2 separate regions of the Mus musculus genome follow, and region 1 is linked to region 2. Evidence: chromatin loops called from intact Hi-C (ENCODE). Cell type or tissue: left cerebral cortex. All regions are shown on one strand. Each heading gives the region's core, and the rest is flanking DNA. Links, peaks and the distances in the headings are about the cores only. Region 1 overlaps Slc37a1 (solute carrier family 37 (glycerol-3-phosphate transporter), member 1). Region 2 overlaps Pde9a (phosphodiesterase 9A).

Region 1 (12,845 bases), core at 1,890-9,889, 120 kb after region 2:
AAGATCCCCGCCTTGAACTCACCAAAGATCCCGCCCACGTCAAACAATGTGGACAGCTCCCCAGCTTTCTTGGCATCCAGGTGATCTGTGGAATGACCAGCATAGGAGCCCGTGAGGACACATCCTGATTACCCCACAGGGACCCACGTAGGACCTTGCTCCAGGAGCAGAATTTTACCATGAAGAATCACCTAAACTCGGATTTTTAAAGAGATACTGGTTGACACATCTTATCCAAGCCTAGCACTCACTCACTGCTGGCCTTCCCCAGATGCTGGTGCTTGGCTATCACAGGGGCATCCAGAAAGAGGGTGAGCCTAGGAAGCTACTGTGTGTGTGTGTGTGTGTGTGTGTGCGTGTGCGCGTGCGTGTGTGTGTGTGTGTGTAGGTCCTGGCAGGGCTCCTCAGAGCAATGGCCAAGCTACTCAGTCAGTCACCCAGTGAAACAGAGTGTGGTATCATGTGCTATCTGACCCCAGTGGGGACCAGAGCCTTCTCATGCCTTAGTAGCAGGGCGTTGCCATTTCATGTCCCTTTGCTTCCAGCTGACTAGATGCTGGCCAGTCTGAGGAGACAACTGGAAAGCCCTTGGCTGGCAAGGAACTGGGGTTGACTCAAACCAAGACTCTGACTGGGCATCCAGCAGTTCGACATTGTGGCTAAGATTGTTCTCTTGTCAAAGGGAGCATAGCCTCTTACTGAGACTCCCTGTTAGGACTATTTACTGTGCATGTGCCAGGATGAGGTAGGGATGGTTAGGCAGTGCCCTGAGGTAGCTCCTTGCAGCCTGCTCACCCAACCTCTTCCTTTCTGCAGCCTGCTCTTGTTAGCCACATCCCAAGAAAGTCCCCACCTTGCTGCTGCCCCAGCTTCCTCGGCTGAGGTGACATTCCCTTCAGCTTTGGGGTTTTGGTCAACCTTGACATGGCCTTATGACACACCTTAGAATCAGTCTTCCATTCTCAAAGCCTTCTTTCCTATGCTGTCCCTAGAGCTCTTGCCCAAGCCCAAAGCTGTATCTACAAAGCCCCGCTCCTTTCGTTCCTTCCCCTGACTCACTCACTGGTTCCTGAGGCCAAGGTGTCACCATGCATGCAACAGCCCCACTTGGTTCCTGAGAACTGCTGAGCCAATGACACACAGCTATATAGTACTTTCTTTCTGGAAAATTCTATCAAGAGCCACAGCTCTGGACATTCTTAGACTCTGGGAACCCAAGAGACTGTCAGCCCTCCCACAAATCAAAACACATCCCCAGAAACAGTTTGTAGGTCAGATCTCAGCCCCTGGTGGCCATGCTCCTGCTTGCTGGCCGCTGTGTTCCAAAGCCTGACACGGCCTAGATTTAAACACAGGCAGCCTCCGAGAACCACAGAGGGGTCAGGGAGTAACCGGATGAGCCCGGTGAAAGTTACTACCAGAGCCACACACTGTGTCTACATCCACGTCCTCTCCCATCTGCCGAGCCACGCTGTCCAGTTGCTGTCCAGTCACCCTGTGTGGCCCAGCAGGAGGAAGGGAGTTCTGAGCAGTCTAGCTCACAGAGCGGAACGTCCCTTCCGGCAAGCACAGAGGGGAACCTCCCTTCCAGCAAGCACAGAGCGGAATGTCCCTTCCGGCAGGCACTCACCTACACTGGTGATGTACAGCGGGAGCCAGAACAGGAATGTGTAGCTGACCAGCTTGGCAAACAGCAAACACAGAGAAAACTCAATCACGCCCTGGAAGAGGGAGCCATTGTCAACTGGGGGTGGGATCAGCAGTGTGTCTCAAGGTGTGCCCCAGGACAAAGGGCTGTTCCTTGGCGGACACGCAGTGTTTCTACAGGGTTCAACCTTGCTTAGGGGAGAGCATGAGTGGGAAGCGAGACCTAGGAGATCCGGAGCACAGACTCACCTAGTCTGACTGCCAGCAGGGCAGAAACTCAGTGTTGTAACAAGAGCCAACGAGAAGCCCGGCCAAATGATAGCTAGTGATTTCCTCCCAGAGAGATGCTCATGAAGACTGGGCTGGGAGCCGGGCGTGGTGGCACACACGCTTATAATCCCAGGAGGCAGAGGCAGGCTGATTTCAGAGTTCGAGGCCAGCCTGGTCTACAAAGTGAGTTCCAAGACAGCCAGAGCTATAAAGAGAAACCCTATCTCGAAAAACCAAAAACCAAAGGAAAAAAAAAAAAAAGACTGGGTTGGGGAGAAGGCTCAGTACGGAAGAGTGCTTGCTATACAAATATGGCCTGAGTTTAAATCCCCAGTACCCACATAAAACGCCAGGCATAGTTATGTGTGTGTCTGTAACTCCAGCCCTGGAGAGTGGAGATGGGGCAGATCCCAGGAGCTCGCCGGTCAGCTATCTAGCCAACCTGGCAAGCTTCCAGTTCACACAGAGCTGCTGCTTCAAGGTAATAAGGTGGGGAGAGCAATAGATGAAGATGTTAGACATCTTCCTCAGGGCTCTGAATGGCTGCACATGGGTGTGTGCACCTGCATACTCATGTGTATGCCTCTCTCTCTCTCTCTCTCTCTCTCTCTCTCTCTCACACACACACACACACACACACACACACAGAGTCCCCTTGGGGTTTTCCGGTTGTTATTGTATCATAGGATGGGAGCGAGCATGTGGTACCTACTACAGAGATGCTTGGCATGCTCTGTACTGGGATAAAATCATCTCACTTCACCCTCAGATCAACAGATGGCATCATAGCTGGAGAAGAGCCTAGGGGTGGGTAAATAGATGCTCGCTGTAGACTCTTATGCCAACCATCTGGGTAGGGGCATGGGCATGGGCAGGGACAGAGAGAAGGCTGCGCCAGGCCTCCAAAGCATGTCCAGTCCATATTGCCCTGTGTCTCACATTTACATGTTAGTCGGCTCCCCAACCGATGCTAGCGGAAGTATCTGGGGTCTACAGCAGAAAGGTACCATAGAAGGGCTGCTAGCCAACAGTAAGAACACATCCTTAGAAATGACTTTCATTGAAAACTGCCATCTCCTGCTGGCTGGCTATGAAGCCTGTCCAGGAACCCAGTGCTCACAACTGTAAAGTGTGAGATTGCCACCTCAGGGCATTGTGAGAGCCAGGAGGCCCCAAGTGCCAGAGCACAATCAGATCCTGCCTCTTAAGACCTTAGCATACTGCTGGCTATTCTTCTGTAGCCTCAACCCCTTCATGCCTCTCCCTCTCGGGGGAAACACGCCATACTGGGAACTCAGAGCCTCACTGTGCTGTGAAATGGAGCAGGCTCAGTAGAGCCACAGAGCAGTGAGCACAGGTTGCCTCCTGTGTAGCACCCTACACTCTTAGAGCCAGAAGGCAAATGGCTGAGAGGGTGGAGAGCCAAGGGGGAAGGTATCATGGGTGTAGGCCCAGGGCAGCCAGCTTTCTGTTTTTTTTCAAGTGAAAAACATAATTTCAAAGTGTTCAGAGACAGTACAAAATGAAGGCATCATGCTGGGCTGGAGAGACGGTTCAGTGGTTAAGAGCACGAGCTGCTCTTTCAGAGGTCCTGAGTTCAGTTTGCAGCAACCACATGGTGTGGCTCACAACCATCTGTGATGGGATCTGATGCCCTCTAAAAATTAAAATAAAAGGCATCCCACACTGAGCCACGTTCTGCCTGGAGTGACCAGCCACACTGCCCACACAGGATGGGAGGACCTGACCCACCAACGCCACAGCCACACACTTCTCTTTCAAGCTCACCAAGGCCCAGCCCCTTCCCACACAGCACTGTCTCCCTGGCAGGCAGACTCACCGGGATCCTCAGGGCTCCCGTGAAGCTGATGGCGGCCATGTTGCCATCAGCAGGGAGGACAACAATATGGCTTGGGTGAAGGGGGTTCTTCCCGTCGGAGAGTAGCAAGCACTGAAGCTCTGGGTCCTGGACACACAAGCAAAAGGGACAGATGTCACGAGGGGCATCTGCCTGAGTGAGGCTGGAATTTTAAGCAAGTAAGATAATGGGTTTCCTGGTACTAGAGAGATGGCTCAGAGGTTAAGAGCACTGGCTGCTCTTCCAGAGGTTCTGAATTCAATTCCCAGCAACCACATGGTGATTCACAACCATCTGTAAGATCTAGTGTCCTCTTCTGGCCTGCAGACATACATGCAGGCAGAACACCATACACATAATAAATAAATAAATCTTTAAAAAAAAAAAAAAAAAGACAGTGGGTTTCCTACTAAAAGCCTTGGGCCCATGTCCTGACTGGTTTGTGTATGAACTTGACACAAGTTGGAGTTATCAGAGAGAAAGGAGCCTCCCTTGAGGAAATACCTCCATGAGATCCAGCTGTAAGGCATTTTCTCAATTAGTGATCAAGGATGGGAGAGCCCATTGTGGGTGGTGCCATCCCCCTGGGCTAGTGGTCTTGGGTTCTATAAGAGAGCAAGCTGAGCAAGGCAGAGGAAGCAAGTAACATCCCTCCATGGCCTCTGTATCAGCTCCTGCCTCCAAGTTCCTGCCCTGTGTGAGTTCCTGTCCTGACTTCCTTTGGTGATGAACAGCAATGTGGAAGTGTAAGTTGAGTAAACCTTTTCCTCCCAACTTGCTTCTTGGTCACATTTCACTGCAGCAATAAAAACCCTAAGACAGACCAGTGACAAACAATTTGCCTCCTCAGTCCTTAGCATCCACCTGGCTTATGAAATGCCATGTGCTCAGAAATAGTAAAAGACAAGAAAGAAAGGAAAAAAAAAAAAAAAGAACCCCATGTCGCTGTGGAGAAAGATCAGTAGGTTAAAACACAACTCTATGTGGAGCTGGAGAGATGGCTCAGTGGTTAAGAGCACTGGCTGCTCTTCCAGAGGTCCTGAGTTCAATTCCCAGCAACCACATGGTGGCTCACAACCATCTATGATAGGGTCTGATGCCCTCTTCTGGCATGAGTGTGTATAAGCAGAGAACTATATAAAATAGATCTTAAATTTTAAAAAAAGGATCTGATGCCCTCTACTGGCCTTCGGGTGTACATGCAGATAGAGCAATTTTAAAAATTTAGAATAAATCTTTAATTTTTTTTTTTTAAAGCACACCTGGGTGTATATTGTATCTTGTACCCAAACATCTGGAAGATTCTGGTAACAGGAGAAGATGCCTATACTAAACACCCTCTTAGATATAATCAGATTGGATTTTCATTATGGTCTAATCAGTTGTGTCTAGCCTGCAGCCCTGGGCTGCCATGTGGCCAAAGATAATTCAGGAACACATCCAACACAAACAACAGGTGGTTTGTGTGTGTGTGTGTGTGTGTGTGTGTGTGTGTGTGGTTTTTGCTTGTTTGAACCCAATTACACAGTTCTCTGGCATGAACCTTGCAGATGACAAAATAGCTGATCGTGCCTAAAGGGACTGTTTACATATTCACCCACAACCACATGATGCTTTTTTGGAAGGAGTGAAGCTAAAGTTTAACACAGCAACGTGGTCACTGTGCCATAGGACGATGTAATTTCATGGACTTGCTAGTGAGGAATTCTTCACAGGACTCTGGACCTTGCAAGGAGGTCACAGTGTACAAAGACTGCCAGAAACGATGTTATTTTAAAATTTATAAGCCAGTTCTGAGATTTGTGCCTTCCGATACCGGGGACATCCCCGAGGGACAGAATTTGTGCTTACTGGAGCACGGTGGAGAAATCCCAGCTCTGCGTGGAGTTTTAAGTCATAGCAAGGGTGATAGAAAGAGGCTTTCTCTGAATGAACCATGAATCCCAGTGGATTAAATAGGAGTGCTCCTAAGGGCTTCAGGCATGTCGTGCCGTAGGACCTAACAGCCATTGATGCATTTTGTTTTACTCTAAACCATGCAGGGTGAATATAAACCACAGAAGAATTTAAAAAAAAAAAAGATATTGGGGTTGGGGAGATGGCTTAGGTTAAGAGCACTTGCTGCTTTAGCAAAGGACCCAGGTTCAATTTCCAGCACTCACAGAATGCCTGTGACTTCAGCGCTAGGAATCCAGCGCCCCCTCCTGGTCTCTGTGGGGACTGCACACACAGTTCGCATACAGATTAAATAAAAGGCACTCACATACATATTAAATAAAAAAGATGAAACGTAGGGGACAGGTTTGACATGCAGAGACTCAGCATTGTGTGTGAGCTTGAGATGCCCACGTCACCCAGGCTGAGCTCAGTAGCCAGGACATTCTCACACTGAACGCCATACTTAAGAAGGCAGAGGGAAAGCTCAGGTGTGAAGGAGGGGCGCGTTCCGCTCCTCACGGTCACACTGCGACCTGGCAATGCTTTCAATGGATCAAGTTAGGTGTCCAGCTTGGGAGGCATGCCACCATTCCTTCATCATACCTAACACTGGCTTCTCTGAGAGCCCGGGACCTCATTCCCAGGCTGACCGAGCTTTAAGAATCTCTGAACAGCTCCAAGCTTCAGGGTAACCCCTGGCGACCAAGCTGAGACCTGCATGACTTTACGTGCCCTTTTAAATAGAAAGGGGCCCTGACCAGGGGTTAAGATGCAGCAAGCCACAAAGCAATTAAGTGCAAAGGGAGGAGCAGTCTGGGACCTGGATAGCTATAAGGACAGGTCAACCAGAGAAAACAGGGAACTCTCCTGTAGAGACTGCCTGGGAGTGTGAAGTGCCCCAAGGCGCCACCTGCTGGGATTGCTTAAAACTGCAGACTTAGACTGCTCAGGCAAAAGGAGGCGCTGTTTCCTTTGGAGTAAACAAGGAGCCACTGAGCAATGAGAGACAAATGGAGGGGGGCGGGCAGGAGGAGGGGCTTCTGCCTCAGACTCTATTTTTTTACTTACTCACTTTACATCTCCCTCACTGCCCTGCTCTTGGTCATCCCCTCCCACCATCCTTCCCCTATCCCTCCTCCCCTTCTCCTCTGAGCAATTGGGGGTCCCTCTGGGTATCCACCCACTCTGGCACATGAAATCTCTGTGAGGCTAGATGCATCCTCTCCCACTGGGGTCAGACAAGGCAGCCCAGCTAGAAGAACATATCCCAGACAGGCAACAGTTTGTGGGACAGAACCTCGTTCCAGTTGTTCAGGACCCACACGAAGACCAAGCTGTACATCTGCTACATATGTTCTAGCCTGCGTGCGTGCGTGCGTGCGTAATAAGCAGGTTCCATGTGTGCTCCAGCCCAAGGACTGGAGGGTGAATAAGGAGATTCTTCAGTCAGAGCCCTGTCCTTGGCTTATGCTGCCCAAGAGCAAAGGCTGCTCCTGCTATTGGCAAAAGAGTAGTTTGTGAACGCACTACACACACATGCACATGCCTGTAGTCCTACTATGGGAAGCCTGCCCTTGCTGAGGTCTGCGCTTCCTATTTAGGGAGCAAGACACAGGCGACTGAGTTTACCATTCTGAGGCTGATGTGGGTCTCAGCAGCATCTGAACCCTGGCCAGTCAGAGATGCCCAGGAAGAAGAGGATGGTGGCCATGGCGATGGGAATAACGACCAGCTCAAGTCAACCATCACAAGTCACGTGACCAAAGGGGGGGTCCCCTGCAGCCACGAGTGACCTCTGCATTAAGCCTTGTGTCTGGTAAGGAGCACCTGGGGTCAGACTGGAACACTCTGGGAAAGGGGACAACCAGGGGCTCCTGCCAAGCTCAGGGGACACCCTCCCACGCACATATCCTAACCCATGGCAAGGGCAAGACACCATGTGAGCCGGATCTGTCCCTGACTGACTGTCCCTACTGTTAGCTTGAATAAGCCAACTAGGTTGCTGGCTTCTTGGTGGCACTGAACAGTGTTGCAGAGGGAAAAGAAAAGGCAAGCAAAACGCTAAAACCAGAGCGAGCCTTTTCAGGTTAATCACTATGAGGAACAAAATGTCATCCTTCACGGTCACTGAAGAGGAGCGTCACAGAGGTGTTGAACGTTAATCAAGATGTGTTTTTTAAAACTATAACTTGAGTGAACTGAGATTCTTGCAGGCATGACCAACCTTTTGACATTGAAACACTACGCTGCCATCAATGAAGTCCACATTCAAAACAAAACAAAACAAAACAAAACAAAAAAACAAAAACCGTGCATTGGGCTGTAAAATTCATAGGCTGTAAAATTCATAGCCATCCTGGGGTGCGGTACATGCAGCCTCTGGGGTACAGGGTGGACAGATCTATAACCATCTTCCTTGGCATCTCTGACTGTCCAGGGCTCGGACACTGCTGAGACCCAAATGAGCCTCCAAATGGTAAGCTCACTCGCCTTTGCCTTGCTCTCTAGATGGGAAACACAGACCTCAACAAAGACAGGCTTCCCACAGTGTGGCTACAGGCACATCCGAGTGACTAGCCACAGCCCCACCTCTTCCTTAAAGTCTAAAGACCAGGACTTTATGGCATATCATGTGTCTTTCTTCCCACACTCCAGACACCACAAGTTAAGTTTCTCTGGGCAATAAAGAAATGAGAGCATGCTTAGCGCGCACAGATCCTTCAGGCAATCCGACTTAAGACGAAAGAAAACGGCTACAACTTCAATGGCTAAGACCGAGTCTACAATACTCCAGAGGGTTCAGCTCAGAAACTCAGGCCAGGCATGGGGAAGGTTTCTGGGCTCATTCTGGGGGTACAAAATCAGGAACCTAACACATGTGTGCCTCTGTTCCTTCTTCTAAAAAGTGGGAGAAAGCTGAGAGAAGACCTTTTGTGACATTTGCCACCTTTTCTTGGGCCTGTGGTATGGACTCTTGATATCACTTTGTACCCGGAGCCCACTGTGCGCTCTTCTTGCGCTGTGTACCTGCACCTGCAACACCCACCTCTCATACAGCTGTGCCGCAGTGACACCTGCTGAGGCCAGCTGGAACAGCACCTGGGGTGCAGGTGGCTGAGGTCTCTGCTCACTTCCCATCTGCATTTGCCTCCTCAGCCCCTACCAACCCTGAGTAGTGCTTCCTGCTAGTGAACAGTTATTGGATGGATTATAATTAATTGATTTATTAATTATTGTTAATTAATCATTGGATAATTTTCAGAGTTGATTTGAAGACATGTGAGTTTAGCTGACTGTCCAGAGAAAGTCAACGAGGCTGACTCAAATGGCCCTTAGGAATACAAGGAGATTCAATGGCTTAAAGATCCTGGATGTCTGAGCTGCGCCTGAGGCCCGGGGACAGCCAGTTGGTCCACGGGGGGTGGGGTAGGGGGGGTGGGGGGTGGGGGGGTTAGAGACTGGTTCTGAATCTCTAAAGACATCCCAGCAGGTGGAAGCTGTGTGTCACTCACCAGAGGTCCATTCTTTTCACTGTACGTGGTTTGCTTCTGCAGTCTAAATCTGTTTATGCCATTCTCAGAGGCTCTAGGGTGCTGGAAGAGAAGCAGCTGATTAGACTTCCATGAGAATGCTTACACTGGGGCTGGAGATGTGGCTCAGTGGTTAAGGGCACTGGCTGCTCTTCCAGAGGTCCTAGGTTCTATTCCTGGCACCCACCTAGTGGCTCACAACAAACTCCAAACTCCGGTTCCAGGGGATCTGATGTACTCTTTGTCTCCATGAACGCTCACAGACACACACACACACAGAGAGAGAGAGAGAGAGAGAGAGTATACAACCTCAGAGGAAGATGCTTACACACTAAAACCCAATACTTACTGTTTTTTGTATATGCGAGTACACCATCACTGTCTTCAGACACACCAGAAAAGGGCATCAGATCCCATTACTGATGGTTGTGAGCCACCATGTGGATGCTGGGCGTTGAACTCAGTACTTTTAACCACTAAGCTATCTCTCCAGCTCACCAATACATTTTTTTTTTAAATGAACACTTCTTTCATGACAGAAAAAAATTCTCAGGAAAAAAATTGTGATGAACAACCAGAAATATGCTGCTGTTTCATGACTTTCTGTTCAGTGGTCTGAGTCAGAGCCTTGTATCCAGCACTGACCGCAACCCCAGAATGCTCCTCACCTTTAGGGACAGCACTGTCACTGTGTGCTGTCCCCCCAGCCCCCTCTCCCCTCACTGATCTGCTTGTTCTCAGGATTTTTTCCCACTTCTGGATGCTTCCCACAGGGACTGGGCTATAGCTCAGCAGTCAAGCATTCATACAAATGGAACTGTATTTATGCTGTGGCTTTCTCTGAATCGCTTCTTTAGTTCAGCCAAATGGCTTCAACAGAGCTTAATTTCTCCTACTGCCTAATAATATTTCACCACAGAATGTATCACACTGAATGCATCTGTTTATCAACTGGCAGTTGTCTATTTTGCTCCATTTTTGGGATGCTATAACCCTATGGGTAACCTGTGTGCCCAAGTCTTTCGTGATTGTGATTCTCTTGGTGTGTTTCTGGGAGTGGGGCTGTGGGGTCAGATGTAACTGTTCATTCCACGAGGCTGCATCCCTTTCCATACGCCCTAGGGAGGCGGGAGTTCTGATCCCTCCACATTCACACTAACCCTCATGACAGCCACCCTGTGGATTTGACCAAGTCGCCTGATGCCTGCTCACACCGAGTGGTGAGACACACGTACTTCTTGCCCACAGCCCACCCGTGTGTCTTCTTAGAAGAAATATCTGCTGTGGTCCTCTGACCCTGCTTGTCCTTGGCTGTCTAAGTAATGAGTTAGTATTCTAGATGCAGGTCTCTGCCCAGACACAATTTGTAAATATTTCTCGCCCCACCCCTCCCCCATTCAGATGGTCCCATTTGAAACACTAAAGCCTTGAATTCTGATGAGGCCTAATAGACATGGTTTTTCTCTTCAGCTCAGCTACGCCAGGGCTGGGTACCCCCATGACTTCCTGTGTTGAAGCTGAACCCCACTGTGAAACATTAAGAGGGTGGAGATAGCAACAGTTCTGTTTATGATTCCGGCTCAGCATGCCATCGAGCCCTCAGGGCAGCTGAGCTCTGTGAGACCCTGGTGACTCACTCAGAGACTTGAAAAGGAGAAAATTAATAAAGATATGCTTAGACCTTTTGGCCAAGATCACGTATAGCATCGGGCAGACTCAGCCCTACCTCACATACGTGCCAGCAGGAGAGGCAGGAGCTTGTGCCTAGCCTGGTCCCCTGTATGTCTGGAGCTAGCAATGAGGAAGAAGCCACTTCTAGAATTCGCTGCTGCAGGATGTGGCCACAGAGGTTTTCTTGTCTGCAAGTGAGTATCCTGGTTCTATTGTGTTTAGAGCTACCCCACCCCACCCCCCAAACCCCAGTGACTCACGGAGGCCTCAGATCACAATGAAATCACCACCAGCTCTGTGAACTTGGACTCTGAAATCATCATGGCTTTGAGAACACTTTCAAATACCACCATGGCTACATTTCTAGAATATAGTAGCCTTCTTTGCTTATTTTTGTTTTTCGTTAATAAAGTGTCAGAATGTTCTCCACCCCCCACCCCCCCCACACACACATACATACACCCAGGACCCCTGGGCTGTTAAGCCTCAACAGGAAGAGGCTCTGGTGCCCCCTGCTGTACAATTTGGGCACTGTCCCTAGAGCAAGGGTCTCCTTGATATGCCTAACGCTTGCTTGACAGGGCAGAGGGAAAACAGGTAGAGGGGGTTTTATGGGAGCCACTGAGGGATGTCAGGCCAGGCTGTGGTGACATGTTTCAGGTAGCCTCTGTAGGGAGAGCGGAGGACTTAGAAGCAGGAAGGGCTCAGTGGGTTGCAATGGCTGAGATAGACTCTTGTCATGCGTGAGGCTGTGGCCAGCCTTTCCTTGCTGGCAGTGTGGGCTGTAAAGAGGAGCAGGCTGTACTGGGAGGTAACAGGAAACACAGGAGCTCTTACCGTGGGGAGGGTGGAGGAGCACTTGACGTCCTTAGGGTCTGAAAGAGCAAACAGGAGATGGGTAACTAAATACCGCCACCCACAGCCAATGAACTGGAGCCCTCAGCAGCGCTTAGGGTGCTGCTGGCAATGGACCCGATCTTCGCCCGGTGTTCCTGCTAAATAAGTTTTAGGGCCTCTTCCCACAGTGGTAACAGAAGAGGGAACTACAAGAGCATCCGGGTATGTTTCATTACTGTCGTTTTTTATTGGCTGTATGTCCTTGAATGCATGAAACAAGGTCCACTGGAAGAGGATAGGACTCTTATCTGGTGCTCCACTAAACTAAACAGAGCTTAAGGAAGGAAGACAGCCCAGGCCAAGGGGCCATCGAGGGAGGGGACGGCATAGCCCACCTCCCCTCCCATTCTTCCACAGAGTGGGGATGGGCGTGTGGCAGCCCGAGGGTATGAATAGGAGTTTGATAGTGGGATAAGTCAGCTTGAGCCCAGGACACGGTGGACCCTTGGACCGGTTAGACAGACACAGAAACACGAGAAAGGCACCCAAGCACTCTCAGAACAGAATCTGTAACTTTGTAAGGGACAATGAATTTCTAAGAAACGAAAGCGAGCGGAGATCAGACGCCTTCCGGGAGGAAAATGGAGCACTGGCATCGCTGCAACAAAGTGATGTCATGAAAAGGCCTTCCCTGTCCCTTCTGTCACCTGATGCTTATCTTTTCGTTGACCTTCTGGGCCTTGGGTGGTCACTCAGCTCCCCTAACAAACAGCAGCTTGTCCCTGAACCCTGGGAACTTGGGTGTATGTGGGAGAAGAGCCCTGGGGCCTGGCATGGTATCAGGGAGGCAGGCAGCCTTCCACATGGGGCAGTCTCTGCCTGCCACCCAGGAAAAGGCCCCAGGTATGACAGATGAAGAACAGGAGGGAAGAACATCTTAACCCCGGGGGAGGGGAGAGAGCAGGGCCAAGCTCAGATCGGCATGTGAGAGATGGGTGACCTGAGCATGGGAGGGACAGTACAGAGCTTTGGGGACACTGTCCTGCACAGCAAGGCCCAGCTGAGCGAGCACCAGGCCCTGGAGAGAGTCTTGC
Region 2 (8,000 bases), core at 1-8,000:
ACTCTGAGAACATCTTAGAGTGTCTTTTCAGAAGGTTCTTTCTTTTTTTAAGATTTATTTATTATTATACATAATTACACTGTAGCTGACTTCAGACACACCAGAAGAGGGCGTCAGATCTCATTATGGGTGATTGTGAGCCACCATGTGGTTGTTGGGATTTGAACTCAGGACCTTTGGAAGAGCAGTCAATGCTCTTAACCGCTGAGCCATCTCGACAGCCCTCAGAAGGTTCTAAGGCATGGAGGACACACATGGCTACACTTCTGAGCCTCCCAACTATATTTGGTGTTGGGTTAAGAAAAAGAAGAGATAAAAACCCTACAACCTGGAGGGTTAAAATTGAATCTACTTATTTTTCACAACATTACAAGTGAAAAAAGATCACAGAGCAGTAGATTAAGTTTCTTTTCCTTCAAAACTAGATGAACACACCTAGAAGGGGAAAAACCCAGGAGTCCAGCTTTGCAATAGATTTCAACTGAACCAGTGACCCCCCCCCCGCCACCCCCCCCCAGCCTCCAGCTGTGTTGTCTGAAGTCTCCCATGAGCCTGTGCGGTTTCCCAGCCTAGAATCATAAATCTTTTCCTTTTGAAACACAGCCTTCAGTTGCCTCTCTCCCAACTGCACCACTTGCAAAACCTACCAGCTTATTGTGACAGTCGCTGTACCAAGGGGATTCTAACAGATTTAGCAAATGTATAGGATTTGCTCTAGGAACCAACAGAAGGAGCCAATCAAGTGCTCCAGTGAAGCCATCTGCACCTCCACCCTGACTATGAGAGGTCCGCTCTGCTCTTGGCTATATAGGGTAACATTGTTTCTCCTTCAGTCTCTCCTATACACACATCCTCACTGTGTTCTGTTCAACGTTCTGTCTTCTGCCTTCCCTGAGAGCATATGGAAGCCCTCCCAGGCAGGAAGCTGACTGCTGGAATCCAGCTCCTTCCTAGCCACTGAGGCCTTGGGGGCAGACTGGGCTGGTAGATGCCTGCTGACCCTGCCTTGGCCAGCCACTTCCCACTCTGAGCCCCGTTGCCACAGGAACCAGCATCCTCCAGCGGGCAGAGCAGCTGGCCTAGTGCCTCTTCTTTTTGTTCTGTCTGGAGCTCATTTTTGCCTCGTTTCCTGGGCTTCCCAGCCTTCCACCCCCCGGGGCTCAGTTCATGGCCAAGGCCATTCGACTGAGACACATGCAGAAGAGTACAGACCTCAAGCCTCAGTCAGTACTCTCTGTCTGCATTACCCTACACCGGCCTTGCAGGATATTCTTTCCCTCCTTGCATGGGAACCACAGCAACCATATTTTCCCAGTAGGATATGTGTGCGCCTCTGCCCTGAATGTGAGCTGGCTATTGGAATCCATTCCTTTCAGGGAAACAGAAACCTCAGTAAGTCTAAGGAGAATACCGTCTTCCCAAGGCTGTGTACAGCCCGTCTCTTGTCTCTAGGTAGGTTCTGGTGGATCCAGCCCCTGTCAGAGTGTGTTCAAAAGTGGGCAAATGTCAGTCTGTCCTTCAGGCTCATGAGCTACTGTAAGCGTAGAGCTAGGCTCTACCTCACCTGGTCTCCTGTCCCTTTGGTTCCTTGAGGAAGGTAGTGTCTGCACCTCTCAAGGGTGCAACTTTTCTCCACAGTCTAGGTGATTTACACAGCCTCATCCTGAGGGGCGGGGAGGGGCTTGATGGCTGAGTGTGCTTCTGCACTTAAAATGGACTCCTTCCATCAATAAGACAGAAGAGGTACCACAAATACTACCTTCTCCATCCTGCATCCTGAACATTAAAGCACTGGCTCAGAATAGAAAAGTGGCTCCAGGTGCCTGAGCCAGGCCAGAGCTTCGCATCTGTTTGCTCATTTGGAAGGCAGAGCCTGAGCATCTCACCCTGTCTCTTTCTTACAAGGGACACCTCCAGTGCTGTCTGCAGAGAATGCTGTCTCTGGTGCCTGTGGAGGCACCAGAGGGCTCTGCTTTATGTCTCTAAACTGTACTTGTGGGGTACAGAGGCACACCCGTCACTGAGACAAGCCAAAAACCCACTCCAGGCAGACTGCCAGCGCTGCTGATGGGGGCTGGCACAGAGGCCACCTGCCCCTGCCTGGTGCTGGGAACCATGCCTTCTGGGGTGATCACAGGCTAAGTGAGGTCTTGGGTCAGAGGCTGTTGCGCTGGTTCCCAGCCTCACTGAGTGTCTGTCCTCCAGGTGACTCTGGTTCTTCTTAGAGGTCATGCATATGGGACTGTCCTGGCCCCTGAAGATCTACGTTCTGTCTTCTGCCTTCCCTGAGAGCATATGGAAGATTTATGATTCTAGGCTGGGATCTATGATTCTGGCTACCTTCACAGGAACAGTGGGAGTGAGCTGATCACTCAGTGTCCTATGGCTGCAAGATTCTTTGCCCTGCCCTTCACCCAAATCTAATGGAACAGGAGCTCCTTGGGCTGGAGGCATGGCTCAGTGGTTAAGAGCACTGATTGCTCTTCCCGAGGTCCTGAGTTCAAATCCCAGCAACCACATGGTGGCTCACAACCATCTGTAATGAAATCTGATGCCTTCTTCTGGTGTGTCTGAACACAGCTACAGTGTACTTATAATAAATAAATAAATAAACAAATAAATCTTTAATAATAATAATAATAATAATAATAATAATAATAATAATAATAAAGAGCTCCTTAACTCTACACCAGCTAGCCACTCCACATGATCCTGAGTGTGACACGGTCCCCATAGAATACCCTGATTTACCTCTCTTCCCTATACTGTGCCCTCTTGGTGACAACCAGGCTGGCCACCATGGTGGGAATCCATGGGGACCACCAGACTTCCCAGTACCCCCTCCCTGCAGGCAAGAGCCACGCCACACTCTCACAGGCAGCCTGAGAGTGTTGTCTCTAGAATGCTTGAGGTTGGGGTCCTCAGACAACTGACATCATTGGTTCAGGACTGGTTCTTAACTCAGGATGCTGCCCTGTAGCTGTAGTTGTGGCTTTGGAGGATGGTCCTACTGACAAGCCATGCTGGAGGCATGCTTTGCTTGGATTATTATTGGTCACTGGTTTCTGAGGATATCACCCTTGAAGGGTCATGTGACCCAGTCCATAGAAATGGGAGTATCCTCTGTGCTCCTCTAACAGAGGGGGCTACCCTTAGGAACTAGGAGACCTTGGGATAAAAACTGGGTACTTGTTCACTATAAACCAAACACCTTTGTCTTTTTATTGGTATCAGTTAGGCACATGCCCTTAACCCCCAACAGAGGCAGGTGGATCTCTGTTAGTTTGAGGCCAGCATGGTCTACATAGTGGGATCCAGGACAGCCAGGGCTAAACAAAGACACAAACAAATAACCCCCCCAATCAAAATAACAAAAAAATGGATACCAAATTCTTTCAAGTATGGAATTTACTGTTACTCGGGGCTCTGGAGAAGAGAAGAGCTGCTTCCCTTGCATGTATGGACATTTTCCAGCCACAAAACCAACCAACCCCTTTATAAGAAAATGTAGGGGTCTGGAAAGACGGCTCAGCAGTTGTGAGCATTTATTGCTCTTGCAGGGGGCTGGGGTTCTATTCCCAGCACTCATGTGGCAGCTCACAACTGCTTGTAACTCTAGTTCCAGAAGTTCTGATGCCTTCTTTTGGCCAGCATGGGCACGAGACATACAAGTGGGACACAGACATGCCTACAGGGAAACACCCATAGACATAAAAATACATCTTCCTGAGTTCAGCTTCTACCAACCACAAGGTGGCTCACAACCATCTGAAATAGGATGTGGTGCATGAAGACAGAGTATATATATAATAGTATATATGTATGTAATATATAATAAATCTTTAAAAATGAAAAGGAAAGAAAATGGGAGAGTAGTTGATGTCTGATACAACAGGCTGTGTTATCCAGGTTGGAAGCAGATCAAGGCACATTAGCCATAGCCCATCCCACGGTTTCCACAGAGCCCTGTCCAGGACCGGCTTCCACAGGCTCTGGATACAGGACTTACCTGCTGTTCCTAGCTGCCAACTCCTCCCGCATCTTTTTAATGTCACTCTTGCATTTTTCGATCTCCACCACTTTAAGTCCTTCCACTGGTGACAAAGAGACACAGACGGGGGGGGGTGTGTTACTGGAGGTAATCGTGGGGGGGGGGCGTCTAGCCAGACTGGCAGCTGAGGGTCCCAGAAGGATGCTGGACATGTGGCAAAGGTATCTCTACCTTCCCACACTACTGATATTGGGGTTCCCTCACCTTCCCACCAGCCAGGAGAGAAACAGGCAAAGTCAAGGAGATGAGGGACCAGACTCAGTCCTATCCCCTATCCCTGGGGTCCCAGCTAACGAATGAGAGTGGCTGCCCACAAGCCAGTAGCCAATCTGCTCCCTCGGAGCTGGGAACAGTTGGAATGCTGCCGGAAGCTGGGTTCTTGAGGAAGAAAAAAATTATGTCTGTAACTTTATGACTGCACCTCAGTTTCCTGCCAAAGGACACTACCCATGGTGTGAGCTATTCCCCTTCCTGCCAATAATTGCTAAAAACACAGCGTGACCCTTTCTAAAGGAAAACAGCCATTTGGGGACTTAGCGGGTTCCTGACAATGCCTCTAACCCAAGAAGAGGAACTGCAGATTGGGTGCATGTGCAAAGGCAACCTGGTGTGACTCAGCCTCCTTCTGGGTTCTCCAGAACTGTCCAAGGCAGTGGCCAACCTGGGATAGGGTTTCATAGGGACACCGTCTCTTCTGCACAAAGGGAAACGGTCAGCCCTGGTCCGGGTGACTTGTTTCTGGGCCAGAGAAGCTTCTGCCTGTCCCATACAAGGCTGGTATGTGCAGACCAAAATGAAGGTCTTTGGCATCAGTGTCTGGGGACAGGGTGGTGGCAGCCTGGGAACAAGTCTAGGTAGCAGCTGTGGGGAACACAGAGGCTAGGCAGGTTTGGTCACCCACTTGGTCACCCTTTCTTTTAAGTGGGGTTCTTCATGCTTTCTTGTATCACTGGCACCCAAAGAAGCTGTTGAAGGCCACTGGACATTCTTCCGAGGGCATCACTCAAGCACCCTTCGTTCCGTAGCGATGAGTTCAATATGGCTGCCACGGTCTTGTGTAAACCTGGTTGTGTTTCTTTGCAGGTTGAAGGCTTGCCTCTGGGACATGGTCGGAACATGAGGCAGATAGACAAGCAGAGCAAGCTGCAGCTCAATCAATCAATCATCAATGTTTAAAAGGCAGAGCATGGAGGAAGGCCAACAGATCCTAGGAGACGTGTGGCAGACTCCACTTGGCATGTATGTGAGAGACCACAGCCTGGCTCTAACGCACAATCTTCCTGTCTTGGTTTGTAAGTGGCTGGGATTAGAGGTGTGACCTGGTGTTCTGTTGTTCATCGCAGGCCCCCTTCAGTCCTCCTACTATCAGATCCTGTAGAAGGAAGCCATGTGCTCCATACTGTGATGTCTTCACAGACCATTGGACTCATGGCCTGACCCAAGTTTCATCCATTAGGGTCCTATGGTGGTTTGAATATGCTTGGCTCAGGGAATGGAACTATTTGGAGGTGTGTCACTTTGGGCGTGAGCTTTAAGACCCTCCTCCTAACCATGGGGGTAGGGTGAGGATGGGGGTGGGCAATGAAACCCTTGTCCTAGCTGCCTGGAAGCCACTCTTCTCCTGGCAGTCTTCAGATGAAGATGTAGAATTCTCAGCTCCTCTTATACCATGCCTGCCTGGATGCTGCCTTGCTCCCACCTGGATGATAATGGACTGAACCTCTGAACCTGTAAGTCAGCCCCAATTAAATGTTGTCCTTTTAAGAGTTGCCTTGCCAGGCTGTGGTGGTGCATGCCTTTAATCCTAGGCAGAGGCAGGCGGATTTCTGAGTTCGAGGCCAGCCTGGTCTACAGAGTGAGTTCCAGGACAGCCGAGGCTATACAGAGAAGTCCTGTCTCGGAAAAAAAAAAAAAAAAAAAGGAAAACCCTAGCTAAGACAGGTCCCCTGTCCCTCTAAGTTTGACCTACAGGTAGGCACAGATATTCCAAGCTAAAGTAGGAGTCGCCCTGAACCATTTTCCATGGCCAGTACCCTGGTGACACAGCCTACATAGGCCTTCTGACATGCTGGCCTGCAGAGTTACCTACTTTGGAATCATGGGAAATGCATGTGGACTTCAGAAGAGGGGAAATGCCTGCAGAGGACCGAGAGGGTGATGGAGTCCCCCTGGAACTGGAGTTACAGAGAGTTATGAGCTACGTGGATGGGTGTCTGGAAATCAAACCCAGGTCCTCTGGAACTGCAGCCAGTGTTCTTAATCGTGGGGCTGCCTCTCCAGCTCCAACTTCAGAAGGGGTTTCTGTGGGCTTCTGTACTTTGTTGCCTCCCCATAAAAATTATTTAAGAGTAAATTCCTAAGGGAGATGTTGGCTCTGTGGAAAACAATTTTACCTTCTTCAACACTAAGAACTCACAGGAACTGTGGACATACTCTCTCTCTCTCTCTCTCTCTCTCTCTCTCTCTCTCTCTCTCTCTCTCTCTCTTTCTCTCTCTCTCTCCTATCTGCAAAGCTAAGGGATGGACTTCACTCCAAGAGGGAATAGAGAGCTGCTTTTCAATGCTTTCTCCTGGGACTGCTCTTAAAGTTTGCCTCAGGCACAGTTCCTGAGTGACACCGAAAGACTGGTTCCAATTCAGTTCAGTATGGAAATTCTGGATTGTTTGCGTACCCTGGTACCTCTGTCTTCTGGCATCAGCTCTGGCTGCGGTCCACACTGGTGTTTAAGTCTTGGTGTCGGTCCAGGGCACGAGTACAAAGAGTAGATGGAGCAGGGATGCCCTGTGTCCCCACCACAACATACCAGGAAGGAAGTGAATAGCTCCAGGCAGGATAGGAGGCAAGGGCCAGGCTGTTCCATGGTTATGAAATCACCTTTGACCCTCCAGTAATCCCAGACTCCTTAAAAGCTAAACATTTACACAGAACGGGGGGAAAAAGTGCTGACAGTCACAGAGGAGAAACGTGTATTTGGTTTAAGGTCAAAGAGCAAGCAGGAAATTCCGTTCACTACAAGGTCAGTGTGGTGTGGGGGTTTACAGCTGGATGTCCCTAACCCTGAGACACAGATAACAGTTAATGACACCCAGATGGGCCTGCGTGTGCACACATGCTTTCCAGTGTGTCTATCCATGTCTTTGTGTATATGTTTGTGCCTGGTTGTGTGTCTATATGGAACAGTGACTCAAGGTGTCTTCCTGGCAGCCTGCCCAGCCACCCAGGGCCAGGATCCTGAGACTACCACTTGATTTAAACAAAAGATCCTTGGCAGATATTAGGTAAAGAACTTGCAATGGGAACATCCTTGATTCAAATGGCAGTGTCCTTACAAGAAACAGACAGGGCATGGACGACAGGATCAGGCGGCAGCCATACTAGCTAGGGAGTGGGAAGGACTAACGGAAGTCAGGTTAGAACGGACTCTCCCTCAGATCCCAGAGGAACCAGCCTTGCTGACACTTCCCAAGCTGGAGCGGTCAGCTTCCAGCACGTTGGAGTGGGCACTGCTGTGACTTACACATGCCTCCTGTGTGCCGTCCTTTGCTGGAGCGGTCACTAACTTTTCTGTGGCTCCTCACCATCCCCAGGTGGGACAAGATAGTCTTGAGGACCCAAAGACCAGCTGACTTGGGGAAAGCCAATGCATGCTGAGAGGTACACACAGGACGGTGGGAAACGTGTACCAGCTTATTCCGAAGAGCCAGGTCTTGTATGATAGAATTTTTTTTTTTTTAATGAGAAGCAATTAAAAAAAATCCCCCCACAAAAAAGCAGCATTTTGTCTTATGAACAGAGTCAGTCACATATGTTTCAGGGGTGCTGGTCTCCTGTTTAAATTTTGTTTACTCAGCCCAAGCTAACAAATCAGGTGCCCAGTTATCACCAGACTGAGCCTGACAGTGACAGAGAACCTGGCTGTGAAGCCGAGGGTGCAACACGGGCTCCATG

What was found. Peaks named below come from ENCODE experiments on the same cell type or tissue, not always from the same donor. Only the 100,000 strongest peaks of a DNase experiment are listed, where the experiment ranks them.
Region 1: a loop joins it to region 2, with 3 times the contacts of the local background. A loop is called at or near these places in 2 of 42 quality-filtered maps.

Annotation. Positions count from the first base shown.
Region 1 is chr17:31,324,610-31,337,454 of GRCm38, reverse strand. It overlaps Slc37a1 (solute carrier family 37 (glycerol-3-phosphate transporter), member 1), which reads right to left. Exons shown (of 20, transcript NM_001242427.1): 9 at 11,752-11,789; 10 at 9,226-9,306; 11 at 3,758-3,883; 12 at 1,631-1,721; 13 at 23-85. Among named protein-coding and RNA genes, the nearest start is that of Slc37a1, 35 kb to the right of the region's middle. In left cerebral cortex, for the core only: CTCF peaks have their summits at 4,948 (motif pointing left), 5,980 (motif pointing left), 6,633 (motif pointing left) and 8,802; DNase peaks (open chromatin) are centred at 4,897, 6,634 and 8,782.
Region 2 is chr17:31,444,461-31,452,460 of GRCm38, reverse strand. Pde9a (phosphodiesterase 9A) reads right to left here. Exons shown (of 19, transcript NM_008804.4): 7 at 4,010-4,094. Among named protein-coding and RNA genes, the nearest start is that of Gm9902, 13 kb to the right of the region's middle. In left cerebral cortex, for the core only: a CTCF peak has its summit at 3,746 (motif pointing right); DNase peaks (open chromatin) are centred at 741, 1,088 and 3,729; H3K27ac peaks cover 1,131 bases.